Regions from separate parts of the Mus musculus genome. Here regions 1, 3, 4, 5, 6 and 7 are each linked to region 2. A link is a loop called in an ENCODE intact Hi-C map of the cell type or tissue named here. Cell type or tissue: left cerebral cortex. All regions are shown on one strand. Region 1 has its middle 33 kb from the start of Gm38726. Region 2 holds the start of Pdgfa (platelet derived growth factor, alpha). Region 3 holds the start of Prkar1b (protein kinase, cAMP dependent regulatory, type I beta). Region 4 overlaps Dnaaf5 (dynein, axonemal assembly factor 5). Region 5 has its middle 9.1 kb from the start of Dnaaf5. Region 6 overlaps Prkar1b (protein kinase, cAMP dependent regulatory, type I beta). Region 7 has its middle 41 kb from the start of Gm38726.

The links. Peaks named below come from ENCODE experiments on the same cell type or tissue, not always from the same donor. Only the 100,000 strongest peaks of a DNase experiment are listed, where the experiment ranks them.
Region 1: it touches region 2 in a loop (4-fold over the local background); 3 of 42 quality-filtered maps call a loop at or near these places.
Region 3: a loop joins it to region 2, with 2.0 times the contacts of the local background. A loop is called at or near these places in 4 of 42 quality-filtered maps.
Region 4: it touches region 2 in a loop (2.6-fold over the local background); 8 of 42 quality-filtered maps call a loop at or near these places.
Region 5: it touches region 2 in a loop (2.4-fold over the local background); 3 of 42 quality-filtered maps call a loop at or near these places.
Region 6: it touches region 2 in a loop (2.6-fold over the local background); 10 of 42 quality-filtered maps call a loop at or near these places.
Region 7: it touches region 2 in a loop (8-fold over the local background); 3 of 42 quality-filtered maps call a loop at or near these places.

The regions. Positions count from the first base shown.
Region 1 is chr5:138,899,799-138,903,798 of GRCm38, forward strand. It overlaps the pseudogene Gm31891. Among named protein-coding and RNA genes, the nearest start is that of Gm38726, 33 kb to the right of the region's middle. In left cerebral cortex, a CTCF peak has its summit at 1,565; DNase peaks (open chromatin) are centred at 1,445 and 1,624.
Region 2 is chr5:138,994,307-138,998,306 of GRCm38, forward strand. It overlaps Pdgfa (platelet derived growth factor, alpha), which reads right to left and starts at 638. Exons shown (of 6, transcript NM_008808.4): 1 at 403-638. The coding sequence starts at 465. In left cerebral cortex, CTCF peaks have their summits at 810, 1,694 and 2,189; DNase peaks (open chromatin) are centred at 268, 654, 1,246, 1,712 and 4 more places; H3K4me3 peaks cover 3,251 bases; H3K27ac peaks cover 2,734 bases.
Region 3 is chr5:139,127,061-139,131,060 of GRCm38, forward strand. Prkar1b (protein kinase, cAMP dependent regulatory, type I beta) reads right to left here and starts at 2,692. Exons shown (of 11, transcript NM_008923.3): 1 at 2,584-2,692; 2 at 527-725. The coding sequence starts at 703. In left cerebral cortex, no CTCF peak of the experiment used is centred here; DNase peaks (open chromatin) are centred at 773, 1,868, 2,107, 3,017 and 1 more place; H3K4me3 peaks cover 2,951 bases; H3K27ac peaks cover 2,108 bases.
Region 4 is chr5:139,177,217-139,181,216 of GRCm38, forward strand. It overlaps Dnaaf5 (dynein, axonemal assembly factor 5), which reads left to right. Exons shown (of 13, transcript NM_001081265.2): 10 at 699-849. Among named protein-coding and RNA genes, the nearest start is that of Sun1, 21 kb to the right of the region's middle. In left cerebral cortex, CTCF peaks have their summits at 1,915 (motif pointing left) and 2,128; DNase peaks (open chromatin) are centred at 1,881 and 2,243.
Region 5 is chr5:139,139,184-139,143,183 of GRCm38, forward strand. It overlaps a transcript of Prkar1b not described here. Among named protein-coding and RNA genes, the nearest start is that of Dnaaf5, 9.1 kb to the right of the region's middle. In left cerebral cortex, no CTCF peak of the experiment used is centred here; DNase peaks (open chromatin) are centred at 1,616 and 2,371; H3K27ac peaks cover 557 bases.
Region 6 is chr5:139,083,143-139,087,142 of GRCm38, forward strand. The region is part of intron 4 of Prkar1b (protein kinase, cAMP dependent regulatory, type I beta); the gene reads right to left. Among named protein-coding and RNA genes, the nearest start is that of Prkar1b, 45 kb to the right of the region's middle. In left cerebral cortex, a CTCF peak has its summit at 2,196 (motif pointing left); DNase peaks (open chromatin) are centred at 896, 1,366, 1,932 and 2,114; H3K27ac peaks cover 1,732 bases.
Region 7 is chr5:138,891,959-138,895,958 of GRCm38, forward strand. It overlaps the pseudogene Gm31891. Among named protein-coding and RNA genes, the nearest start is that of Gm38726, 41 kb to the right of the region's middle. In left cerebral cortex, no CTCF peak of the experiment used is centred here; DNase peaks (open chromatin) are centred at 2,196 and 2,628.

The DNA of each region.
Region 1 (4,000 bases), 95 kb before region 2:
TTAGGAAGAGATGAAGGATATCGCACATAGTCCAAGCTGTATGTGCTTCCTGGGGACAGAACCGAGGACCTCACATGCTGCACAGGAACTCCACTGCCAAGGCACACTTGCCAGCCCCTCACTGGGGGATTCTAGGCAAGGACTCCACCACTGAGCCACGCCCCCAGCCCCTCCCTGGGGGATTCTAGGCAGGGGCTCTACCACTGAGCCACACCCCCACCCCCTCCCTGGGGGATTCTAGGCAAGGACTTCACCACTGAGCCACACCCCAGCTCCTCACTGGGAGATTCTAGGCAGGGGCTCCACCACTGAGCCACACCCCCAGCCCCTCCCTGGGGGGATTCTAGGCAGGGGCTCTTCCACTGAGCCACACCCCCAGCCTCTCACTGGGGGATTCTAGGCAGGGGCTCTACCACTGAGCCACACCCCCAGCTCCTCCCTGGGGGGTTCTAGGCAGGGGCTCTACCACTGAGCCACACCCCAGCCCCTCACTGGGAGATTCTAGGCAGGGGCTCTACCACTGAGCCACACCCCAGCCCCTCACTGGGAGATTCTAGGCAGGGGCTCTACCACTGAGCCACACCCCAGCTCCTCCCTGGGGGATTCTAGGCAGGAGCTCTACCACTGAGCCACACCCCCAGCCCCTCATCGAGAGATTCTTAGCTCTACCATCGAGCTACATTCATGAGCCTGTTTTTGTTTACTTGTTTGTCTGTTCTGTTTTAATGTGTGTGCATACGTTTGTGTTGAGTTGTGCGTGCATGTAGAGGCCAGAGAACAACCTTAGGTGTCATTCCGCAGGTTCCATATGCGTTGTTTTTGTGACAAGTTTTCTAACTGTCCTGGCACACACAATTAGTCTAGTCTGGATGATCCCCAGGGATCTGCCTGTCTCTTCCTCCTGGGCACGAGAATTACCCAGGCAACCATGTTTATCCCTTACGTGGGAGATCTAACTCAGGTCCTCATTTTTGCATAATAAGCTCTTTACCTCCTGAACTATCCCCCCACCATGGCCTGTTGCTGGACCTGGGACATACCAATTCAGGCAGTCTAGCTAGCCATCTTGCCCCAAGGAGTCTTTGTCTCTTCTTCCCAGGCACTAGGGTTACAGGTTAGCTGCCATGCCTTCCTGGCTTCTTATGTACATAGGTACTGGGGGTCCAATCTCTGGCCTCACACTTACACAGCAAGTGGTTCATCTACTGAGCCATCATGCCTGTTTTTATGCTCTTTACTTTGAGATGAACTCCTTCTGTGGCCCGGGCTGGCCTTGAAATCACTCTGTAGCAGCTCCTCTCTGTGTATCTGAGTTGACTCAGCCGTTGTAGTAGTGGGTGTGATTGTGCTGGAATTGATGCAAGGAAGGATCAGTTTAAATCCTAGCACCTTCCCACCAATGACTCAGGCAGCGTGGAGTCATACAACGGGCTGCACGTGTAAAGTTCAGAATTGATCTGCATGGCTTATAACCGATGCCCGAACAGTCCTGGCGACAGAGCAAACAGCCCACGCTCACACAGTCCGTGCTGCTCTGCATACCCAGAATCCCAGGCGAATGGAATCCCCCAGCACAGTGGTTCTTCATGCCATGCAGCTGAGCCTACACCTCCTTTCTGCAGACAACCACACGACACCACAAACGGTGTTCTCCCACTCACGTCTTCTGGAGTGTGGGGCTCTGGGTTGCTTCCGGTTTGAGACTAATCCAGATAAACTCACTGTGAACATTTGTGCACAGTCTTATGAATGTATGTTTTCATTTCTCTTGGGTGAATGCCTGGGAGAGGAACAGCTGGCTCTGGTAGTTAGGGATATTCATCCTCTGAGAAATTGGCCAACTGTTTCCCAAAGTGTCTCTTGTTTTTTTTATTGTTGTTATTGCTGTCAATATTATTTCTTTTCCTTTTTTTAACATTCCTGTCAGCAATGGAGGAGCACGCTGGCTTCTTCACATCACCCATTCTTGTCTACACTTGGGGTGGGCAGGTCCTAGTTTTAGCCACTCTGGCCAGTATGTGATGGGACTTCACTGAGCTCCAGTTGTTTCCCTAACTGATTTGTCACCTCTACATATGTTTCCATCTTCTCTTTCTTACTGTTGTTTGTTTGTTTTGTTTTGTTTTGTTTTATTACTGCTTTCAATCAGTGAGTTTTCAGAGACCTCTTGTTGTTGTTGTTGTTGTTGTTATTGTTGTTGTTGTTGTTGTTCTCTTAGCAAGGTCATCAGAAAAATAAAAGCATTGCTTTTGAAGATATCGATGTGTTCACTTTTATGTCTATTGATTCTGTCTGTGGTGTCATACCTAAAAAATCTTCACGGAACCCCAAATCACAAAGATGTTCCTTCTTGTGATCTTCCAGAATGTGGTGTGTGTGTGTGTGTGTGTGTGTGTGTGTGTGTGTGTGTGTGAGTGTGTGTGTGTGTGTGTGTGTGTGTGTGTGTGTTGTGTAGCTGTTGTAGTATTTGATTAATCTGCTCTATAATTCCCGTCAAGTGCGCACATGCTTCTCGCTACTATCCCAATGTTCTGGGTCCCCAAAAGAAAGATGTACATAAACACCTCTATATTTTAAATATCTTAAGCAGCTCAAAGGCTGGGCCACTGAGTAACTCCACATGGCTAACAGACACTCCCCTCAATATTCCTGAGTTAATAATTACTAATTCTATATTTGACCTTTGTTGTCCTGGACCCTGCTGGACAGCCCTCCTGGGGCCACTTTCCCCTTATACCTACATGTTGGCTGTCTCACCCTCCTGTACCTTTCCAGTGTGGTCCATCTCCTACGCCCTCATCATGGTGGACTCCCCTCATCCTCCTTCCTTGGTCCCTTCCTGGGAATCCTAAAAGTCCTGCCTCTGTCTCCCTGTCCAGCCATTGTCTGCTGGTAATTTTGTTGACCAGTCAAAAACTAACTGGGGACAGGCTTCCCTTAGTCCTACTAGCCGGACAGTGCAAACAGGTATTTGAGTAACATAATTAGCATAAGAACACAAGCCATGTGAACACACATGGATAGAGACAGCAACATTCCTCAATCACTTTCTATCTTGTGTTTTGAGACAGCATCTCTAAATGGAGCTGGAGTTCCCTGATTTGTCTAGGTTGGCTCACCAGCGAGCTCTAGAGATTGCCCTGTCTCTGCCCCAGAGCTGGAATGACATCAGTCTGTCTCTGCGCCTGGCTTTTATCTGGGTGCAAGGGATCCAAACCCAGGTCTTCACATCCTCATCGCAGGCACTTTACTGGATGATCTGTGTCCCTAGCCTCTCTAAAAGTTTCCAAGGTACAAATTTTTCACTTAAGCCTATAACCTACGTTGAATTATGTTTGGTCTGTTGTGTAACAGATGGGTCAAGATGTAGATAAAGGGAAGACAGATTAGTGGAGCCAGAAAATGGAAACAAAGATAGGAAACAGATGTAGGTAAAGTGTTTGCTACACACACATGAGGACCTGAGTTCAGATTCCCAGCAGCCATGCAAAAAGCCAGGTGCAGAAGTGCACACCCATGGGGTTTAATGGCTAGCAAGCTTAGCCAAAATCAGTAAGCACTAAGTTCAATGAGACCTGATCTCAAAAATGAGGTAAAGAACAATTGGGGCAGACATACAGTGTTGAACTACACCCCCCACACACACCCACACACAGACACACACAAACACATACGTGTAGCCACATGAACACACTCATGAATATATATACATATAAATAAGTATATAGATAATAAATAGATGATGTTAGGCTTAAATTGATGACAGGTGATTATGAATATATAAGTAATAGGTGACAAATGGGTGCATAGATATTAGGTAGATGAGTTAACAGATACAGAAGATGATAGATACACAGATGGCTGGCAGTAGGTAGACAGATAAATAGATGAATCGACAATAGAGATCTAATGGCTCTGGCATCGTTTATTTAAGACTATTCCTCACAGAATCCTGTCTTAATAGTCAGTTGTCCACATGTGTGTGTTTCTATTCTGTCCC
Region 2 (4,000 bases):
GGCCGCACCCTCCTCTACCTGCTTACTGCCCGCCCTAGTCCCCTCCCAGAGCACGGTCAGTTTACACACACCCCCTTTCCCGCTTCCCGCACCCCGTTACTGCATTGTCCGCTGCGTTTGGGCTGCCCCTTCTGGAAAGGCACCCACAGCCCCCCGAAGTTTCTACCCACGGGTTCACCTCGCGGCTCCCCCGTCCCCCTCCAAGGCGGAGCGACGCAACGCGCTGGAAACTCACCAGACACACTTGGGCATGGCAGAAAATAGAACCCAGTTGGGATTAAAAAAAAAATTACACCACCCTGACAAAACCAAAATGCTCTTTGCAGAGCTTGAAACAGGTAGCCGAGAGGGGCGTGCGCCGAGGGAGCCGAGAGGGGACAGAGGCGCGGGGGTGGCACCCACCTCGGCCAGGGCATGGGCGAGGTATCCGCAGCCGAGGAGCAGCAGGCAAGCCCAGGTCCTCATCGCGTCCCGAGGCGCTGGAAGCTCGGCAGGGAGGCGAGGCCGCGGGGCGGGCGCTCCAGCCGGGCTCCTGTGGCGGCGAAATTCAGTACCATCCCTCAGGGAGCGCGGCCCGGAGGAGGGTGGCGCGGAGAGCAGGGAGCCTGCGGAGCGCGCTCGGCGCGAGCAGCGAGTGCAAAGCCAGCGAGGAGGAGGAGGAGGAACAGAGTCGCTCCGGGAGCCTCCTGGGCCGCCGGGTAGGGGGTGGGGACGGAAGGGGCGGAGGGCGGGGGCTGGGCTTCTTCCTTGGTGCGTTCCCCGTGCTGGCCGCCGCCGCGCTCGCTCCCCGTCGCTGGCTTTAGGAGCGACCCGGCCGGTAAATCCGCATATTTGCTGCCGTCAGCCCCGGGAGGGGACCGCGGAGCGTGGCTGCAGCTCCCGCCGCACCACCGATCACCTGTCTGGACTCTCGGCCCGGTACCAGCTACCGCCTCGCCTCTCCCTGAGGGCTCCGGGCAGTCCGGAGAGCCTGTCCCCGGGCCTTCCTCTCGCCGCTGCCGCCCCGGGCCGGGCACGGCGCGGCCCAGCACGGCGCGGCCCGGCGGCCTGCGTGCGCCCCTCCGCGGCGCGCCCTCGGCTACGGCGCGGCGCTCCGCCCTCCGCCCGCCGGGGCCGGGCAGCTCCCGCGGCCGCGCCGCCTGGCAGCAGCCTACCCGCCCGGGGCCTCGCTACGCCGCCCGCGCGGGCCGGAGGGCGGGCGGAGGGCCGAGCTGGCGCCGCTGCCGCCGCAGCAGCAGCCGCGGGAAGACCAGAGGAGGAGGTGGAGAAGAAGGCGCAGGCAGGCCGGGCTCCAGGAGTTGAGCGGGCTCCGCAGGACGCGCGTGTGGAGCCGGCCGGCGACAGGGAGGGGGTTATAGCGCCGCCACCGCGCCCCTCCCCCTCCCCCGCCCCCCGCCTCCCCCGGATTCCGGGCCCGGGACCCGCACCTCGGAAGCGCTCAGGGGTCTCGCGGGCCAGATCGGGCCCGGCCGCCACCGCCACTGCAGTGGCCACACACGCGCTCACGCAGGCAGCTACATCCATCCAAGCTCGGCGCCCGCGGCTCGGAGCCCACAGGCGCCCGGGCTCCCGGAGCGCCCCTCCCTCGAGCTTGCCCACCCTTCAGTGCCAGCTGCAATCCTGCGGCACCGGGCGGGGAGGGGAGGAGGCCGCTGCAGAAGCACGGCCGTCTCTGGCTCGCCTCTCTCTCGGGCCCCAGCGGCAGTAAAGGGCAGCGCCCAGAGCTGCTGCGCCAAAAAGGGCATGAGAGTCGGCTTGGCCCCCGCCCGGCGCTCGGGCCGCTTCCCACTGTAAGGATCCAGTGCTCCAGCCTTCCCCTCTCCATAAAAGGAGGGGGAGTGAGTCTTTGCGGAGAGGCGGGGCGGGTTTAGGGGCGCGTCTAGGGCACTCACCTGACGGCTGCCACGCGCCCGCGCCCCAGAGCCAAAGCCTGGGACACCTGATTGAGGAACTTGCACTCTTGTGTGGAGGTGGAAGCGAGGCTAGGGTCGGGGAGGAGGCTGCCTCCTGCCTCATCGCCACCTTGACACCCTGCACCCTCCAGATCCTTAGCCCCTGGCCGAAGGCCTAGCCGAACCCTGAATGGGGAGCTGGAGGGATAGAAGGAAAGATAGAAAAGAAGCGGCTGGTGAGGAACTCCTGGGTTCTACCTTGGGATCCAAGGCAGCGCAGAGCGCCACCTCCGGCCAAGGCACAGTACAGACGGGTGGCGGGGAAGGCACATGCGGACAGAAGTCTGATCAGGGCTGGACGGTTCTCCCATTGAGAGAGATGGATTCCTGGTGGGATGTGACCCGACGGCAAGGCCAGTCCTGTCAGCTCCTTAACTCGGGTTAGAGGATTGTGGACCTTTCAAATCCCAAAGTTAGCCTCCTAGGGCTCTGGAGACTATGGAGGGCTCCAAGGGTAGGGATGCAACTGGATACAGCCTGTCCAGTTCACTCCCTTTCATGTGAATTAACCCGTGCACCCAGCCCGGGTCCAATCCCCCACCAATCTTCTTTGTCCCCAGACAAAGGCGCAGCCGGGCAGGAGCCTTTCATCCCCAGCTTCCCGGGTTCCTGCATTTCAAAGGCTGAGCTGGAAGGGCCCAACACGGGCGGCTCACCTAGCTCCAAATACCTGGTGGGCGTGGGGGGAGGGGGTAGCTGAAGATCTTTGGAGCCCAAATCTACAGACTTCCTTAGGCCTGTAGGCCCCATCACCACGCCCCAGCCCTAACACCTCGGGATGCTCAGGAGATAAGAGGACACCCTCTCTTGGCCTAAAGAGGGAGTATGGAAAACGTTGAGAAGCGCCCCACCTCGAGGTCTTCGAAAGCCCAGGCCTTGTCCGTACTGGTGAAACTTTATGCTGCTCTGAAGAGGATGACTTCTGGTGGCGACTGCCAGGACCACTCTAGACCTGAGTCGAGTTCCTCACCGTTTTATCCCGATTGTTCTGCGCGGCCTGTCCCGCCAAGCCCTCGGCCTTCTCACAGGCAGAGAGCACCAAAGGACACCTTTTTGCGGTTCGACGACCCGGTGTGACGGTGGATGTGAGAATCCAGGAAGAAGATCCGGTTGCATTGCTGGGATGCCGCGCCTGTCCGGCCACCACCTCCGCATGGAGGCTGCGGGTTCCTGGGGACCCCACCTAGTTCGGTGCTTCTCTCTCCCTTTACTCTCTTGGCGCAGCAGGGACGCCCAGCTGGAAATCAAAGCCGGGCGGGAGGGATTCTGAAGACGCTAGGGGACATCAGGGACCAGAATGAGGCTAGGCCTGGATTCATCGCCCGGGACGCGGGAGCCACGGGGAGCTGGGCGCAGGCACTGCTCTAATCGCCGACCGCTATTAAAAATAAAACCGCGACCCGTCGTCATAGCGACCGCAACAACAGCGGCCGCGCGAGGGTGGTAAGAGCTTGTGCAGCCCGGCGCCAGCCGCCTGAGGGGACTGGGGCACGGGCCCTAAAGCTTACAAGGTACTCTGGTGTGAGACAACGACCCCTACCCCCACCCCCACAGCCGACCCCCGACCCCCACTGTTCCTCCTGGTTCTCGCTAGACTCTTGGTCTCTGAAAACTGGAACTGGCTAAGTCATGAGGTCAAGAGCCTAAAGGACCCGCCGGCTCAAACTACCCCCCACCCCCACCCTATGCCTCGGCTTCCCTTGGGACCCGTGACAGTCCTCATTTTAGCCTCTGGAGAAGGGGTTGAGTGAGGGGGTGAGGTTCAGGTGTCAGGCCTCCAAAGAACACCAAGAGACCAAGCCGAGCTGGAGGGGTTGCATGCGCTCGAGGCCACCGCACCTGTCCCGCCCGCGCCTCCGTGATCCTTTCTGGTGGGAGAGATCACGTGCTTCCTTCTGGCTGGGATTCGAGTTTCACTTCCAGCCGCTATTAGGCGGTTCACTCGGTTCACTGCAAACATTTGATAATGAGGCTAAATATACTTTAGAGTCGGAGGAGGTGTGGGCGGCTGCTGCCCTAGCCTGTAGGTGCGTCGCTCCAGGCTCCAT
Region 3 (4,000 bases), 130 kb after region 2:
CTTATTCATGGGAGGTGGTGGTGGGGGTCCAGCCTCTCTCACTAGGGGATTGGAGGCAAGGGCTCTACCACTGAGCCACGCCCTCAGCCCCTCACTGGGGGATTCTAGGCAGGGGCTCTACCACTGAGCCACACCCCCAGCCCCTCACTGGGGGATTCTAGGCAGGGGCTCTTCCACTGAGCCACGCCCCCAGCCCCTCCCTGGGGGATTCTAGGCAGGGGCTCTACCACTGAGCCACGCCCCCAGCCCCTCCCTGGGGGATTCTAGGCAGGGGCTCTACCACTGAGCCAGGCCCCCAGCCCCTCACTGGGGGATTCTAGGCAGGGGCTCTACCACTGAGCCACACCCTCTAGCCCCTTGCCTGGGGAATCTAGGAAGGGGCTCTACCATGGAGCTTCAGCCCCAGCCTTGCTTCCCATGATCCTGACAGATCTGGGATATAGGAGCATCACTATCTTGGAATTCCAAGGAGGGACTTGAAGCAGCTTTGCCCAGGCCACCTACAAAGGATACTAGGGGCACTGACCTTCTCCAACTTCTCAAAGTGCTCCCGGAGGAATCGCAGTGGCCGGTCCGGCTTGGCGACACAGAGGTGCACAATGCATTCTTTGAGCACCTGCTGGATGCCATGTTTCTGCACGTACATCTCGCATCCTTTCAGAGAGTCCTCATCCTCCGAGTGGAAGCATGATGGGGAGGCCATGGTCAGAATGTCTTCTATGCTCCTGTTACAGATGACACAATCAGCTTTAGGAGGTGTTGGGGAAGCCAAACTGTTCTACCATAAACTATATAAAGTACACGTGGGCTGGGCCTGGTGGTACAGGCCTGTCATGCCAGCTACTCAGAAGATGAACACAGGAGGACTGTGAGTTCAAGGTCTGCCTGAACAGGACCAGCCTATACAACTTAGTGAGAACCTGTCTCAAAGTAAAAAGTAAAAGCCTGGAATGGGTTTAGAGAATATGACTTAGTTGGTAAAATACTAGCCTAGTATGCAGATTTCATGCCCAACACCAATGAACTCTGCAGTGATGCATAACTATAACCCCAGCACTCCTCAGCACGGAAAGACATAAAGATAAGGAGTTTAAAGCCAGCCTTTGCTACATAACAAGTTGGAGGCTGGCCTGGTCTATGTAAACTTTGCCTTTAAAAAGAGGGAGGGCAGGGGAGATACTGACAGGATGGTTCAGTAGATAAAACATCTAAGGCCCGAGCATGAGGACAGAAGGTCAGATCCACAGCACCCACAGAAATGCCAGGTGGGCATGGTGGCCTACAGTCCCAGGGTGAGGGAAGTGAAGCCAGGGTCCTTGGGGCAAGCTAGCTAGCTAGACTATCTGAATCGGTGAGCTATGAGTTCAGGGAGAAACTGTGCCTCACTGTATAAGGTGGAAAGTGGTCAAGGAATGCACCCAAGACCAACCACTGGCCTTCTACACACACACACACACACACACACACACACACACACACACAGAGAGAGAGAGAGAGAGAGAGAGAGAGAGAGAGAGAGAGAGAGACGCATGCACACAAAACATTTAATTAAAAAAATAACATAGGGCTGTACATCAGTGGAAGAGGGCCTCCCAGCATGTAAGGTTTATTGTTAATGATTAACTCCAGTGTGTATAACGCCAGAAGTCACGTTTGTCAAAGGGTTTTCTCTGATGAGTTAGTTCATCACTCAAAGGCTCAAACGCCTTCCTTACTTCGGAACAGGTTCCTTCAGGGATGAAAGAGATCAAGTATGATTTGCATACGGTTCTCTCTCCATTTCTGAGAAATTTCAGGTGGAATAAGTTGGGTGTTTGGCGCCCCCACTATGCAAACCATGATGCTTCATTTTTTTTTTCATCCACACTCTCCCCCCTTTTAAGGTTGATGTTGTCACGATCTAAGGCCCCAGCGCGGGTGGGTGGGGCGCGAGGGGGGTGCTGTCAAAGGATTGGGGTGGCTTGTTTCATGAGAAAGGCAAAGAGGGTAAAGAAAACAATGGAAGTGAGCTGAGGGGTGGGGGTGGGGGGCTTGGAAGACAGTAACAGAGGCCCGAAGGCTCTAGAAGGCTCTAGTGAGTGTCCTGCGCAGTGTTGAGTCACAACGTCCAGGTCATCGCCCCGCCCCACACTGATTGGAATCATCCAGCCTAGAGGCCTTGGGGTTGAGGGGACCCCATGGCGGATGAGGACGAGGAGGTACACCTAGCCTCAGAAGGATGGGGAATCACACACACACACACACATACCGTGACTCGGTCCCCAAACCCTGGGCCCACCAGAGGAGAGTTGGGGACGCCCCCAGATGGTGGTGAGTGCAAGGCGCCTCCAGACCCTGGTGGGTACAGGGGACCAACCCAACCCTGTCCTGAGAGCTTTTACAAAGGCCTGGTACCACCTTGGACGCCAACAGTTCTCCCCCCACCCCACCCCCGCCTCCACCCGCGTAGCCCCGCGGGGCTGATTGCGCCCCTCCCCAAATCCCTCGTGTCCCCGTGAGTCCCCCACCCCACCCCAGTTCCCGCTGACACCCAGCTCCAGATAGGGCCGGGTCCCTACACAGACCCCACCCCAGCCTGCGTACCTGTAGATGCGCGGTGCCCGAGGCCGGAGGAGGCTGCGCGAGGACGCGGGGACGCGGGGACGGCGAGCGGGTCCCCGCACTGCAGCGGCGCCGCCCTCCGCCCGCCCCCGCTGCGCGTCGCCGCCGGCCGCCAGGCCCCGCGCACCGCGCCCGCGCGGGTCGCCCACCGACCGCTGTCCTCCCCAGGGACCGCCCCACAGCTGTCTCTGAATGCCAGGGACACACCAGAGCTCTGTCGCGCAGGCCCCGCGTCCCCGCACACACACAGGTCCTGCCACCCGGACCTCCTACCACCCCATTCCTCTCTTCCTAAGCTAGCCCGACCTGGCTGGCGCCGCTCCTTCCGGGCCTAGATGCTCTCTCTGCTCAGGGCACAGTGGCACCGTGCTCTGTCTGAGCTGTCATTCTGAGTCTCATTCAGTGCCTGCCCACTCTAAAGCCGAGGCCTGTAGCAAAAATTAGCCACCACGCACGCATCCTGTCCTGCGCCATCTGCTCCTGTGGAAACAGAGTCCATCTTCTCCCAGTGATCTGAGCTGCAGGAGGAAGGATGAGACTCAAAGGTGCTGGAGAAGACATCTCCAATCTTCTGGCCTGTCTATATTCTCCAGTCCACCACGTATTCCCCCCACTCACCTGTCCTGACTCACCTGTGCTCACACCCTGTTCCCCAATCTGTTCTTCCATTCACCAGCTCCCCACTCGTCTATCTACACTGACCAGCTCCCTGAATTTGTTCCTCCACTCACCTGCCCACATTCCCTATCGTTCAGGGGTACCCCATTGCCCAGCTGCCTGATACCTCTTGCCACATTCACCAGCCCTCCTCCTCCTGACACACATGTCTCCACATGGCCACCAACCTGGCCTGTGCTCTCAGCAGGCAGGGCTGGCGGTGGCCCACACCTCTTCCTGCCAATGTGAAGGAAAACTGCTGTAAAAGGACTTGCTGCTTTGGAACAGGGCTCAGTTGATATCGTGCTTGCCTAGCATGCAGGAGCTCAGGGTCCCATCACCAGCAATGCACCAACATGGCAGCACACACCAGTGATCCCAGCACGTGGGGTGTAGCAACAGGAGCAGCGCATTGTCTGTATTGTATGTTTGCCTACAATAGCAAGTTTGAGGCCAGCCTAGGCTACATGAGGTTCTGTCTCGAATAAAATCAAATCTAGAATGAAATTAATAATAAAACAAAACAAGTATATGATAAAATAAACAAAAATAATAAAATAAAATAAAAAAAAGACACTGCTCAGCCGGGCATGGTGGTGCATGCCTTTAATCCCAGCACTTGGGAGGCAGAGGCAGGCATATTTCTGAGTTCAAGGTCAGCCTGGTCTACAGAGTGAGTTCCAGGACAGCCAGGGCTATACAGAGAAACCCTGTTTCAAAAAACCAAAAAAGAAGAAGAAGA
Region 4 (4,000 bases), 180 kb after region 2:
AGCAACTGGCAGACTGTCTGCTCTCTGAAGGGTGAAGCCCTGAGCAGTTTGTTAGAGAGGGCATGACAGACAGTTCCCCTTCAGGTAGCCTCACATTAGCAAGACCTGCTGGACATCTTCTGTATGAGAGTTCTTGTTAATAAAAGAAGATGTTTTGTGTGTGTGCAGGTACCTGAAGAGGCTCTTAGAGGACATTGCATGGCCCTGGAGCTGTAGTCACGGGGTTGTGAACCAAACACGGGTCCTCTAGAAGAGCGAGCTGCAAGTGCTCTTGAGCACCAGGCCGTCTCAGCCCCGTGTTACTTCTTTTTTGGTTTTGTTGGTTTTTTGAGACATGGTTTCTCTGGTAGCCCTGGCTGTCCTGAAACTCACTCTGTAGACAGGCTGGCCTTAAAACTCACAGAGATCCTCCTGCCTCTACCTCTCTAGTGCTGGGATTAAAGATGTGTGCACCACCACACCCAACCCTTATTTCTTGCTTCCTTTGTTTTAATGGCACAGATGGCAGGTTCAATGGGTGGTGACGGAGGTGCCATATGACCCACATAGATTATCATGGTTGGTGCAGCCCTTGAGCACAGAGCCCCCTGAAACCACCTTGTGCAGAGGCACAGGGTCAGGTCCAGTTCCATTCCCAAACTGAAGCATGTCCTTCAGAGTAGTCTGTTTGTCCTTCCTCACTTGCCCTCTTGTTCCAGACAGTTCCGTGGCTATTTGGATATGGTAATAAATGACATCCTAGCCCCCAACCTGCAGTGGCATGCAGGGAGGACAGCTGCAGCCATCCGGACGGCTGCTATATCCTGCCTGTGGGCACTCATCAGCAGTGACATCTTATCGGCCAAGCAGGTAAGGACAGCTGTGACCACCCCAGTTGTTTGTCCATGTGTGTATCATGGGACCTTACAGAACTGCGTCATTCAATCAGCACAGAAAGCTCTAAAGGGCTGAAGTCTGTGGGGCCAGATCAGGGCAGGGCCCAAGTCTCTTGCTCTGGTTCTCACATCTCCTTGAAAGATCTGGGATCTGGTCTACAAACTGTCTTAGTTTCTTATCCTACTGTTGTGATAAAATACCCTGACAAAAGCAACTCAAAAGAGACTAGGGATATACCAGGTCACAGGTATATGGGGAGATGACATGCCAGCCATACCTGAGTTTGGATCCCAGCATCCATGTAAAGAAGCAAAAAACAAAAACAGAACAGGCCTGGCCACATGGGTGACCAGCATTGACAGAGCAGAGACAGGGTTCACTGACAGTCAGTAAGCTCTGACTTCGGGATAGACCCTGTGTCAATATAGAAGGTGCTGGATGGATGGAGAGATGGCCCAGTGCTTCAGAGCCCTTCTGCTCTTGCAGAGGACCCAAGTTCAGTTTCTAGTACCCATGTCTGGTGGCTCACAACTCCTGAGAATCTGATGCTCTCTTCTGGACTCTGAATAGACAAACAGACACAAACATAGAAAATTGTGTGTGTGTATGAGTGTGTATACACGGTGGAGAATGATAATGAAAGATGCCTGGTATCAATTCCTGGCCTTCAAAAAAAAGCACATGAACACACATATGCATTATGTCTGCTGCAACTGCACACACAGTGTAGCACGTATTATTAAGATTAGTGCCACAGAAATTCTCCATCAGATATTGGGTAAATGGTCTCCGAAGTCAGTTTCTGTTGAATGCTCTTCACAAAATTCCAAGCTTAGGATGAGGGATAGCCCTGGGCTCAGCTCTTACCACACACAGGTGAAGTGGCTGAGAGTGGCAGGCCAGGCCTGCGTTGCTCTAAGCAGTGAAGTGAGCCAGGCGACTGAGCCATGGAAAGGTGAGGCTTCTGCACGGCTCCTCTGCCTGCCATCCGCTCACGGTGTGTGAGCGCCCCCTGCTGACAACAGGGGTCGTTACCTAACTCTCACATGTTGCACTCTACAGTGGGTAGGATCTGAGGTACTCGACTGACCAAATTAAAGCAGAAATGGTTAAGATGATCTGAACTTTAGAGAAAATGCAGTATTTCTGTTCTAGAACAGCAAAGCTGCAGGCAAAGCCCTCCCCTTGTGTTGTGATCCCTTCCCTCCTGACATGGATGCCCTCCCCAAGATCCCCCACCGTCTCCCACTGGTACCCTATCTAGTCAGCCCCTGCCATCATCCTGCTGCCCGCTGTTTTCTTGTATTTATTACACCATGAGAAGGCCCACTTCCAGAAGCCCTTCTGCTTCCCTGCAAAGTGTCACAGAGGCAGCCACTTGGTGGCAGTACAGTCATAACTCACCAGGCCCTCAGCCCAGGGCATGCAGCCACACTGCTTGTCCCCATCAGCACCTCCTTCACTGGCACCACCTACCCTCCCATCCCTTTCACCTCCTCAGCAAAGGTGATGCCCTCTTGTTGATCACGAGAGCCCTGCTCAGGCCACTTACAGGCCTGTGAACCATTCACTGGTTCACGCCTCCCTCATTCTCGTGTCCCGTGAAGCCTTATATATGCATCTAAATGTGGTTTATCTCCCAGGCTTGTCCCATTACATGCCAGGTAAGTGTTCTGCATTTGAGCCACAGCTCCAGGCCCTTTACTAGAAGGTTCTAGGCAGGGGCTACCATGGAGCCACAGGCCCAGTCCTCTCCCTGGGGGATGTTAAGCAAGTGTTCTGTGGCTAATCTGTGTTCCTAACTGATTCCACTTTTAATTTGGAGACAGGATCTCAGTAAGAGTCCTCAGCTGGCTTTGAACTTCCTCTGTAATCCAGGCAGACTGAACTATGAATCTCCTGCCTCAGCTTCTAGTGCTCACTAGGATAGGGCTTTGCCCAGCTTTTCCTACTTTCAAAACAAAACAAAATTCCCTGTCATAGCCCTTACAGCTCCCATCATTCCCTGCGCTTCTCTCCACTGAACCCCTGGAGAACTGCCTACACTTCAAATTTTATTTTAGTAGAGCAAAGGGTTCTTTTTTTTTTCTTTGTAGTGTGTGTGTGTGTGTGTGTGTGTTCGTTCGTGTTTGTTCATGAGTGCCAGAATTAACTTCTGAATATCTGTCCTGGCTAGTTTTATGTCAGCTTGACACGAGCTAAGATTCTCCCAAGAGGAGAAAACCACAATTGAGAAAATCCAGCTGTAAGCAGACGAGCCTGTAGGACATTTTCTTGATCTAGGGTTGATGTGGAAGGGCCAGTACACTGTGGTTGGGAACAGCCCTGGGCTGGCGGCCCTGGGTTCTAAACGAAGGCAGGCTGAGCAAGCCAGTGAGCAGCATCCTCCATGGCCTCTCCATGCATCAGCCCCTGCCTCCCCGTTGCCTCCCGAAGCAGACTGTGATTTAGGATATGTAAGCCACGTAGCCCTAACAAAGGCAGCATCGGAAGTCACTCCTCACATGCTGTCCACCGTGGGTCTCTTCCTGGCCTGGCACCGGGAATGCAGATGTACACCACCACACCCAGCGCGTCCATGAGTGCTGGGTTGATCTCGATTCTGAAAGTTCTCTACCATCTCAGTGAGTCTTCTCTCCAAGCCCCTGATGGGTTTTTTGTTAGTTGATTGGTTTTTCCATTGGGGTGGTTTTCTGTAGGTCAGGCTGTCCTAGAACTCCCTGTTTAACAGAGCCTGCCCTTGAAGTGCTGGGATTACAGGTGAACTGTCTGTAATTCACATGGTCTGCTTGCCTTGTGTGGCCTGGCCTATCCTGTAGCACTCTGAGCCGATAATAAGTGACTGGTGGTGGCCTGTAATCCCAGCCCTCGGGAGGCAGAGGCAGAGCTCTGAGTGTGAGACCAGCATGGTCTACAGAGTGAGTTCCAGGACAGCCAGGGCTACACAGAGAAACCTCGAATCGAAAAACAAATAATTAATAAATTCAAGTGATTCAAGGGCCAGTGAGGTGACTTGGCAAGTGAGGGCAGTGGCCATCAAGCCTGGCCAATGTGCTGAGTGTGCTCCCAGGAGCCGTGTGGTTAAGGGAAAGAACTGACTCTTGCAGATTGTCCTCTACACGTG
Region 5 (4,000 bases), 140 kb after region 2:
CCACCCTGCCTCAGGACTGAAAGTTGAGGATCCAGTCTTGTGAAGGTCTTCTGGTGATCACGCTGCTGACAGATGAAGAACACAAGGGCTATGTCAAAGCCAGAGGACAATGGTCTGTACTGCACTATCCCTGGACTCTGGACAGGCAACTTCCCAAGGCAAGGAGCAGCAGCACCTGCTTTGACTCTGTGGTGGTTTGAATGAAAATGGCCTCACGGGCTCTCTAGGGAGTAGCACTATTAGGAGGTGCCGGAGGAAGTGTGTCACTGGGGGTGGGCTTTGAGGTTTCAATTGCTCAAGCCAAACTCCGTCCCATGCTCTCTTCCTGCTGCCCGTTGACCCAGATGTAGAATTCTCAGCTACTTCTCCAACACCATGTTTACCTGTGTGCAGCCCTGCTTCCTGCCATGAAGACAATGGACTAAACCTCTGTGTCTTAGGGTTTGACTGCTGTGAACAGACACGATGACCAACACAACTCTTATAAAGGACAACATTTAATTGGGGCTGGCTTACAGGTTCAGAGGTTCAGTCCAATATCATCATGGTGGGAAACATGGCAGCATCCAGGTAGGCATTGTGCAGGAGGAGCTGAGAGTTCTACATCTTTACCTGAAGGCTGCTAGCAGAATACTGACATCCAGGCAGCTAGGACTAGGGTATTAGAGCCCATGCCCACAGTGACACACCTACTCCAACAAGGCCACACCTCCCAACAGTGCCACTCCCTGGGCCAAGCATATACAGATCATCACACTCTGACCCTGTAAGCCAGCCCCAATTAAGTGCTTTGCTGTATAACAGTTGCTAAGGTCATGGTGTCTCTTCACTGCATTGAAACCCCTAACAAAGACACCCATCTTTCACTCAGTCTTAGCTGAACACCTGGAAAGTGTCTCCCACAACCCAATAAATGTATGTCAGGAGAAACAATAAATGAATGAACCTGAGTTAATTTTGCCAAAATCTGTTTACTGGTTGAGAAGACATACTTCTTGGAAGACACTTGAAAAGCCCTTTTCCTTGCTTTTTGAGGGGCTTTAAAATATATGCAGTGCGGGGAGTTAAGCAGAATAAATTTAGATGGCCTTGCTATATTTTGGCTGGAACATAATTTAAAAGTTCCATATTTACATTAAGATAGAAACCCAGTGTAGGTTTGGTGAGATGACAGTTCAGTGGCTAAAACTGCTTGCTTCCGAGCCTGATGATTTGAATTTGAACCAACTCCCAAAAGTTGTCCTCTGAACATCATACATGTGCTATGCCACACACACATATTAAAAAAAGAAGAAAGATATAACCCATAAAGATGTCAACTCCTACGCGCTAGAGGCTGTAACGTAAGGTCATTAAGATCACATCAGACTTGGGAGGAAAACATTTGACTTCCTCCACAGGGCTGTTCTGTGGGATCCAAGGGACAGACCAACCCGTCCTCCCCCTTCTCACTCTGCCATCCCCTCCTCAGATGGCCAGTCTGCCCCACAATGGAGCATACATGGCAACTCAGGTGCACAGCACCAAGTCCGCCATGCTGCTTGCCTTCTGTAAGCCTTACCCGTCTGTGCACGACTCACTCCGGAGTTGGTGAGCCATCACTTCCTAAGGTTGACTCATAGTCCTCTGTGCATCAGGTCACGTGTGCCTTTTTACCAGTGACAGACATCTGGGTTGTTTCATCTTGTGATTAATGCTACGGAGAACATGGGTTGAGGGGGTAGCCACGCAGCCATGGCAGAGTACTAAGGCTACCGCTAAGACCCTGGGTCCCATCTCCCAAGACCAAATCAAACAAACAAAAGATGGTTGTGCAAATATGAATTCAACTCCCAGGTTCTGCTTGAGTTATTCAGAAGAGAGTTGCTCGAGGTCAGGGCGATCCTACGGCTTTTGTTTCTCCTGCAGCTGTGAACTGATCCAGTGCTTTAGGGCTGCAAGACAAGAGCCTTAACGATGTGCAGCATTCTCGAGCTCACGATTGCTATTCTGGAAAGGGCTTCTTCACAGCAGCCAAAAGATAAAAGCAACCTAAATCCCAAGAGATCAGCAAAACCATGCAGTATGCACCACCCCTACAGAGGGCTGCAATCCAGCCCCAGAAGAAGACCAGGGCAGGAAGATACCTCCTCAGCTCCCTGGCTCCCTCCTACAAAGAGGATACTGGTTTGGACTGCAAAGTAGGAGCCCGGAGCAGGTTCACCAGGCTGCCCCAGTACTGGAGAGTTCCAGCCAGACGGTATCCTCCCTGTAATGTTGTCCTTTAGAGCTTGGATGCACCTGTTCTGATGGACAGGAAGCGGCTGCGCCAGGTCTCTTCAACTCAAGAGCTGTGAATGGCTGGGCGCATTCTCTTTCCACCACTTTCCACTGGCATGCCTGGAATCCAGCCCAGACTCTACAGCAGGTTTGCATGCATGGGGAAAAACTGTTGCTGGCTACTTTAGCAAATACACTTCCAAGAGTTTTATAGATCTGATTTATGTGGTTCCCTTCCATTTCTGATTAACTGATATCTGTGTCAATATCACCAAGTGCTGCTAGCATCTATGGAATCTGATAGTTTTAAACCTCGTTGCAGCTGAAGATGACCTTGAACCCCTGATCCTCCTGAGTGCTGGTTTAAATAGTGCTGGGGATGGAACCCAAGATTCATGAATTCCAGGCAAGCACTCTCCCAACTGAGCCACATTCCCAACCCTGAATTATTTTTATTAATTTGCGTTAGTATCAGCTCAATTTGATTATGTCTTAACCCTTTTTAAAAAATTCATTATCTTGCCAGGCAGTGGCGGTTCATGCCATTAATCCCAGCACTAGGGGTCAGAAGCAGGCAGATCTCTGAGTTTGAGACCAGCCTGGTCTCCAGAGCAAGTTCCAGGATAGCCAGGACTACACACAGAAGTCCTGATTTGAAAAACCAAAAATAAAATAAAATAGATAAAAATAATTATTAAAAAAATAATTATTTCTAGATTCTCTTGTTAGTGTTTTCTTTAGGATTCTGGCATCTGTACTCCATTAAACAGCCCATCAGGACTTGTGTCTTTTGACCCTGTGAGATTTCAGGTGTAACGCTGCTCTCATGACATGAACTGGAAGCATCCCCTCCCAGCTCCTTGAAAGATTATAATTGCTCGTTAAATGTTTGAATTTCTTGTCAGCAAAACCACCTGTGCCAGGCCTGGAGCGATGGCTCAGTGGTTAAGAGAACTGGCTGCTCTTGCAGAGGACCTGTGTTCCGTTCCCAGCACCTACATGGCAACCCACAACTACCTGAAACTCAGGTAGTATTCAGGGGATCAGATACTCTCTTCTGGCCTCGAAGGGCACTGAACACACATGGTATACAGACAAACAGACAAAATAAATCTTTGAAAAAAATCTGGGGTACAATCTAGACTATGAGGAGCTTTTAAATTAAGAATACCATTTATGTTTCTATTCATTATTATTATTTTTTTTTGAGATAGTCTCGTTATGGAGCCCAGGACAGAATAGCGTCAGCAGTAGGCCATCCTCCTGCCTCAGCCCCTGAGCAGAAGGATCACAGGTGGGCAGCAACACACCTGGTTTCTTGTGTTTGAATGTTTAAAGTTTTGTTTAGTGTGTGTGTGCATGCAGACACATGTATATCTGTGCATGCATGTGTGCGTGTGTCGTTTGGTGGCCAACCTGGAAGAGTCACTTCTTACTTCCCACCATGTAAATCCTAGACCTGGAACTCAGGCTATCAGTGTTGCACTTCATCTGCTGAGCCATCTTGCCGGCCCAGGTATTTTAATCACAGACACCAGTAGGCTTCTAACTTATACAGGGTGTTGTAATGAGTTACCCTGAAGATGACAATATGGTGACATGCTCAAAAATGTTTCTGGCTGATGCTGGCACAACCAGTCACTCCTGGTTTCTGTTTCTGTGTTGTGTACTCTGCTGTCGCTGTTTCCTGAGTTTTCAGCTGACTCTCCCATCTCCACCTCAGAATTTACCCCTGGGGTTA
Region 6 (4,000 bases), 89 kb after region 2:
TGAGCCACGCTCCCAGCCCCTCCCTGGGGGATTCTAGGCAGGGACTCTAACCACTGAGCCACGCTCCCAGCCCCTCACTGGGGGATTCTAGGCAGGGACTCTAACCACTGAGCCACACCCCAGTCCCTCACTGGGGGATTCTAGGCAGGGGCTCTACCCCTGAGCCACACCCCCAGCCCCTCACTGGGGGATTCTAGGCAGGGACTCTAACCACTGAGCCACACCCCAGTCCCTCACTGGGGGATTCTAGGCAGGAGCTCAACCTCTGTGCTACAGCCGAGCCCCTAGGTGGAGGATTCTAGGCCAGCATGCTACTGCTGGGTTATGGCTCCTGCCCAGTTTTGGAAGCCCCCTGCTTCTTGCCCTGCAGCTCTTCTTCCTGCTCCACTAAAACAGGTTGCCATCCCCAAACCATTCTCTCTAAATCTCTGGTCCACCAAGACTGGCTCTCAACTTACATAGCCTAGGGTACTGGCTAAGATGATGTGGTAGCTTCCTCTGCTCTGAGGAAAGAGCAACTCACATGTGGTCTATAAGAACAGACCCAGAACAGGAAGAATGTGTGCAAGGGCCATGTGTGCATGTGTGCATGTGTGCATGTATGCATGCACACTGCTGCAGGGGAATTGGAGGTAAGGTGATCTAGAAAGAGATAAACCAAGGAAAAATAAAAGACAGTTGAAGGGGAAAGTCCAGTTCTGAAGGAGGCTGAGCGTATGCCACACCCCCTCAATGGTCTGGCCTATTCTCTGCACCCTCTGACATAAGCCTAGCAGCTTTTCAGGGTGGCTCCCCTCTCCAGCCCCCGCAGCCTGTCACAGGTCTTGCTATTTGCGGTGTTTCTATTGCAGTACTTCCCCAGCTGGGCTGAACCTGGAACCCAGACAAGTTCCCCACTGTGATAATGTCCAGGTGGTGACTGCAGTGTCCTCCTGGCAAGTACTCCCAAGGGAGCACTGCCCAGTGGCTGGCTGTGGCCTTTCCTCTCAGGGAAGGGTACAGTAATAAGCAAAGACAGGACTCTCGGGCCCCAACATCCTCTTGGAAGCAAGGTGATCCTTTGGGCATGCCACAGTGTATCTGTCCCTCTCTTCAGGTGCAGGCTTGAGCAGTGTTCACAAAAGCTTGTATCGTCCCTCTCTCTGCTTCATCCTACCAAACGCAACAGAGAGAACAGCTTTGGGGTGGCCCAGTACCTCTTCTTCACTCCTCAAAAATCTGGGTAGAATACGCAATGGCTAGCAGGGTAGATCTAGGGAGGCATATTCAAGTATCCAAGGACGGTCCCGCTCTCTGCGACACAGTCGAGTGACTCAGCAAGAATGAGTTCCAATATTGGTTACAGGGGAAATGAATGAACAACAAAAGGATTTGACAGCCATGTGTGGGCAGCATGCCTGTGCTATCAGCAGTTGGAAGCCTGGGACAGGAATTCCAGGCCAGCTTGGGCTGTATCATAGAGTGTGTGTGTGTGTGTGCATGTGTCCCAAGCTAGTTCTTGTTCCTTGAGTCTCAATTAGTGTTCCCTTGTACAGGATGGGCCCCAGCTGACCCCCAAGAGCTATGAATTCTGGTCAGATATCATATGGATGTCCAGCTAGTAGGTACAGCAAGGTGGATCAGTTTTTACAGGAACCGACAGGGGCTTGCAGAACAACATGTGTGCATGACCATGGTGGGGTTTGGTGTACATCCGTGTGCAGAGTCCACAGACCATCCCATGTGGTGTTCCTGGGGAACTCTTGCGGGTCACAGTCCTCCCCTCAGGGTGAACCTCATAGACAGCCTCAGAGAAGCATCCTATGTTGTATCAGGCAATAAGGCTTATTCTGGGCAGGTGACAGATGAGACAGAAGGCAGACAGATCTCTGGGGGTGTCTTAGAGTCATGCACAGATGACTAAGGAGGCTCGTGTGCTCTTGAACACTATATCTGAATCCAAATCACAGCTCTGGAGCTTTCTAGCTGGATTATGCACAAGTCACTCAGCCACAAAGCCTCAAGTTTCCTCATCTGTGAAATGGACTTACTGAGGGCTGTGAGGCAGCAAGCGGTGCCGAGCCCTCTGTCAGCTTCCACTTTGACGCTTTCCTCATGAGTGTTGAGGATGGCATGGCTGACCCAGAGCTTACCCCATGTCTTCTCTCAGCAGCTCTTGACTCTACCAATAGCTGGTGCACAGTGACCCCAGGTGGCCAGCACCTGCCTGGCTGGTGACTGTTACCATGACAGCAGTCAGTGGAACTGCTATTAGACAGGGCAGCTCTGAAGTCCAAGATCCAGGACCCCAATCGTCTGTTTGTCTGTCTGTCTGTCTGTCTGTCTTCCCCCTAGTGTTAGATAAATGTCATGGTACTGCCACCTACAGTATATAGAACAGCTTCCTCGGTATGTGTTTGCAGCTGTGTGAAGAGTGGGCAGAGAGCACTGCAAGGATACATAGACAACATCAGCCGCTACGGAGCGAGCAGAGTGTGAGCAGGCATGGATTCTGGAAGAGTCAGAGAGCAGAAGGACAAAGTATACCACAGAATAACTCAGCAGCCCCCACCCCACCCCACCCCGCCTCCTCACCATGAGCTTTGCAGCACTGGACAAATTGCTCGACCTTTCTGGTCTGTTATGTGTTTCCTCATCCTGGAATTATCGTGAGACTAGATCATTAGCACATGAGGGCCCTGTGAGTGTCCACACAGAATGCTTACCCTGTCCCCCTCTGCCAGTAGTCCATACGCGGCCCTCCTGCTCAGACTCCAGGGATGCCTTGGGCACACGAGCAAGACATCTTCACATGGAAGATGGGAATCTAACTGAGTGAGAAAATGGGCTTTTCCATGTTCGACCCAAGTGCACTTCACTCATGGGTACGTGATATTTAAGTGTGCACACAGTGCCAGAAGACCATGGCTATGTCGTTTCTCAAGCCCCAGCTGCCTTGAAGCACGCCGACCATCTGGACTGGCTGATGACCAAGGCCCAGGAAGCCTCCTGCCTCAGCCACCTGATTAATCTGAATGACAGGTCTGGACCCCCAAGCCCAGCTACAAGGTCTTAAAGCCATGGACCAAAGGAAAGGCTCATTCTGATGTTTATCGCTCTTGTGTACACCTTTTAGTGAATAAAGTGACTCTGGGAAAACAGGAAGGCTCGCTCTTCCAAAAGCGTAGCTCATACATTAGTGTAAACCCCACCCAGAAGCGGGGAGCAGCCCCAGCATCGCTTGTGGAGAGGGCCAGTGTGGGCACTCCACACACAGTTAATAAACGCCTCAGAACGAACCCGTGAAGAAAAACCTAAAATACTTTCAGAAGCCCCTGTGGCTCCACAGCTCAGCACATTTGGATTCAAATGTCAGCCTGAAGCCCAGATCAACAGCCCTGCTGATGTTGAGTTGTGGAACCACTTCTTACCACTCAGGTCCCTGAGGCATCTTCTAAGTCTGTAAACATGGCAGGTCATTAAAATCTAGCGGGAGTCTTTCCTGAGTGCCTCTTGGAGATGGCACTCACTGACGCCGATGTCTTCCCCTTAGGCCAGGAGATGAACAGCAGAGGCCAGGTCTGTCTGTCTTAGGGGACATGTTTCCCAGGTCAGGCCTCTCTAGCCTCTTCATCTCTGTGGCTTCGAAGGGGAGCGTGGTGCAGACTGTTAAAACTGGAACTGACAAGCAAGATGTAAAAGCCACCCTAGAAATAGAGCTGTGGCACTGTAAAAGAACAGGGCGTAGGGGCTTCACCAATCACTTTCAAAATACCATATGACCCCTCAGTGCTTGGAGCAGACAGAGGCATCTCTCCCTAGGCCCACCCACCACCCTACTTCCTTGTGGCTCCAAGCGTGCCCAGCGGAATATCCACCTTAGGAGGAGGGTTGTGAGCTGCACTCTGAGCCTCAAGAGAAGAGAGTCCTCACGAGAAAACCATCCCAGCTCTCCTCAGACCTATGTCTTTGCCAAACATCCCCACACTTTACCAGAAAGCTGGTCAGCAGGAGACTAGAA
Region 7 (4,000 bases), 100 kb before region 2:
CAAATTCAAGGGCAGCCTGGGCTACCTAGTAAATCTATGTCTGACCTGGGGAACTTATTGAGATTCTGTGTTTTAGTTAGAGTTCTATTGCTGTGATGAAGCATCATGACCAATATAACTATTTGGGCCTATGGTTGCAGAGGGTTAGCGTCCATGATGACAGAGTGAAGGCATGGTCTTCTGAGTTCACATACACAAGCGGGAGGCAAAGAGAGAGCACACTGCAGTTAAGGTCTTTTAAAACCCCAGACCGCTCCCAGTAACACACCTCCTCCTTCAACAAGGCCATGCCTCCTAATCCTTCCCAAATAGTTACACCCACCGAAGGCTAAATATTCAGACATGTGAGCCTATAGAGGCCATTTTCATTCAAACCACTACAACTCTGCCTCAAGAAGTAAAAAAGAAAACTAGGAGGGATAGAGCTGAGTATTGGTGACTCTGACTAGAATTCCCAGTGGGGGGGTTGAGGATGTAGCTCAGTGGTAGAGCCCCTGCCTAGAATCCCCCAGTGAGGGGCTGGGGCATGGCTCAGTGATAGAGCCTCTGCCTAGAATCCCCCAGTGAGGGGCTGGGGTGTGGCTCAGTGGTAGAGCCCCTGCCTAGAATCTCCCAGTGAGGGGCTGGGCACATGGCTCAGTGGTAGAGCCCCTGCCTAGAATCCCCCAGTGAGGGACTGGGCACATGGCTCAGTGGTAGAGCCCCTGCCTAGAATCTCCCAGTGAGGGGCTGGGCACATGGCTCAGTGGTAGAGCCCCTGCCTAGAATCCCCCAGTGAGGGGCTGGGGTGTGGCTCAGTGGTAGAGGCCCTGCCTAGAATCCCCCAGTGAGGGGCTGGGGTGTGGCTCAGTGGTAGAGCCCCTGCCTAGAATCCCCCAGTGAGGGGCTGGGGTGTGGCTCAGTGGTAGAGGCCTAGCATGTACAAGTCCCTGAGGCCAGTGAATGACTCAGTGTGCAAGGGTATTTGCCACTAAGCCTAACAACCTGAATTCAATCCTTAAAATTTACATCATGGTGAGAACTGCTTTCTCCAAGTTGTCCTCTGGCCTCTACATTGTTCTAGCACATCCTACCCCTCACACAAAATAAATAAATATGCACTGTTTTTAGAACGAAAAGAGAAAAGAAAACAAGAAATTCATATAGCTTATTGAGAAGCAGGGAATCATTACAGTCTGTCAGCTCCTTGCTGTCCTCCAGTTACCCTGGAGGCTGCAGACATTCGATCAAGCTGTTCCATGATCTCTGCTACCCTACATCTCATGGAGCAGCCACATAGAAACCTGCTCATTTCTCGGTCTGTTAGCCACTGTTGCTGTCTTATAAGTTTCTGGAGAGCTAGGACACATCATCTCAATGTCCCTGTGTCTATGGTGACAGACAGAACTGGACAAGTGGGAAGTCAGCATTGACTTTTTTTTTAAAGAATTATTTATTTATTTAATGTATATTTATATATAATATGAACATATTATATATTTTATGTATATATTATGTATATATTTTATGTAGCTGTCTTCAGACACACCAGAAGAAGACATCGGATCTCATTACAGATGGTTGTGAGCTATCATATGGCTGTGGGGAATTGAACTCAGAACCTCTGGAAGAGCCCTCAGTGCTCTTAACCACTGAGCCATCTCTCTAGCCCCCCAGCATTGACATTTATTGGATGTATAAATGGATCAATTAATGCTTAGAGCAAGGAAGTGGCCGTCTGATTTGCATTTTTAGTTGTTATTTATGTATATATGTATTTATGTCTATATAAATGAGTTCCTGTGTGGCTGGAAGAAGACATTGAATCCTTTGAAGCTGGAGTTATGGGTGTTTATAAGCTGCCAGATGTGGGTGCTGGGAATTGAATTTGAATCCTCTGCAAGAGCAGCAAGTGCTCTTAGCCATTGAGTCATCTCTCCAGCTCTCTCGAGCTGTATTTCCAAGTCTCGTGGAGACAATCTTGGAAATGGTAATTGGTCAGAGGTCACCACCAGTCCAGAGGGAGGAGAAAGTGGGACACACAGTTGAAGTTGAACCACGCTGTGGCCGGTTGTTCATTCAATGGTATGAGAAAATCATCTAAGTTCTTGCTGTTCCTTCTTCCACCTGCTGGGACTGCAGGCCTGCACCTCCATGCCTAGTCTAAGTGGTCCCAGGAATGTAATCCAGGGCGTCATGCACACTCGGCAAACACTGTACGGTCACGGACCCAGCATCATTTTTTACAGAATGAGACAGGGTCTTGCTATACAGCCTAGGCTGGCCTCAAACTCAGATCTCCTAGCCCAGATTGCGTTGGGATTACAAAGTGATCAGCCATACCCAGTAACAAAGCAACAGTGTGTCGGAATAATCCATTGCTGTTACAGAACGTTGTGAGCAATGGACAGGAAGGAATCTTGTTTGTCTGGGGATAAAGATGAGCATTTTTTGATGCTTCCTGCTCAGGTTTTCTATACCAGTAAAATGGTTCCGGGAGAAAAAAAAAAAGATGTGTTAATTAAAAAACATCCCCTGGGAACCCCAACAAGGCAATCATGCACCCACAATGTCTAAAACGAAAACAGGCAAGAACAGGCGTGGGAACAGGCACCTCCGTTGGCTGGTGGAGCAAAGCTGGAAGTTAAGCAGAAGCAGGAGCCAAGGATGAACCCACGAAGAGCGCACCCACGGAAGCGTGCACCTACGGAAGCGTGTGGGTGTGAGCGCCCACAGGAGCCCATGCTGTGTGCAACACCTGCTCACAGTGTTTCAGGCTCCAATAAGGAAACAACCCTGATCCTACAATGTGCCAAAGGAGGGAGTAAGTTGTAGCTGTTGCAGGCGGTGGGGAGGCTGCTGAGGCGAGGCAACATGTACGCTATGGGATTCTCTTTATAGGAAGCATGAAGACAGATGCTGGCCCAGCAGGTGATTCTAGAAATGGCAGGGAGGTCTTTCTCCAGAAGAGCTAGGAAGGAGGCAAGGAGTAGAGGTCAGTTCATTATGGGGGCTGGTGGTGTGTGGGCTCTTTATAAAGAGCTGGACCTTTTTATGCATTTCCGTGTTATCATGAGTGAGAGGAGTGTGGATACCCTGGACAGCTTTCGGTAGTCAATTCTATATTTCTACTATGCTGGTTCCAGAGCTTGAACATGGATGGTCATGAGGTTAGACAGGAAGTGCCTTTGCCCATTGAGCGATCGATCTCACTGGCCTGAATTAAACATCTTTATGAGATTTTACAATACACTAGGACCTGGCAAGATAATTCAGCCAGCACAGTGCTTGCCGCACAAGCGTGAGGACCTGAGTTCAATCCACTGATTCTAAGTAAAAGCCTAGTGCCACAGTGTAGACTTGTGACCACAGAGCTGGGGAGGCAGAGAGCCTCCAGGTTTATTAGACATCCACAACAGACTTCCTTGCCCAATACCAAGCCAGCACTAGTCTCTGTCTCAAAATGGCTAAAGTGGATGGCGCATATGTACCCATCCCCACATATAAGCACACACACACATACATACATATATACATACATGCATACATACATACACACACACACATGTATACACAAAAATTAGTTTATAAAATAAAAGTAAAGGGTAAGAGAGATGTCAATAAAGTTCTTGCCACAGAAGCATGGTGACCCGAGTTGGGATTTCAACGCTCATGTGAAAATGATGGTGTGAGTCTGTAACCTCAGCTCTGGGCTTGGGGACAACGTGGGCTGAGACATTTAGATGCCTGGAGACCACTGATTGGTCCACCTAGCTGATTCTGTGTTCAGGGAAATCTCAGTCTTACTTTTTTACAGTAAAAGCTCACAGCAGTGCATTGCCACCACAAATGCCCTGACCTACGTCCGGACACTCAATTGGCTTGTTCCCTCTTCCCGCAGACCTGTCCTATCACCTTTGGTGAAGGGGCACACCCTCACCTGCATCCTGGGAAAGGGTTGGAGCTCTGCTCTAGCCTTTCCATGGAACAGACATGTGTTTCTACTCAGACTTGTGAAAGT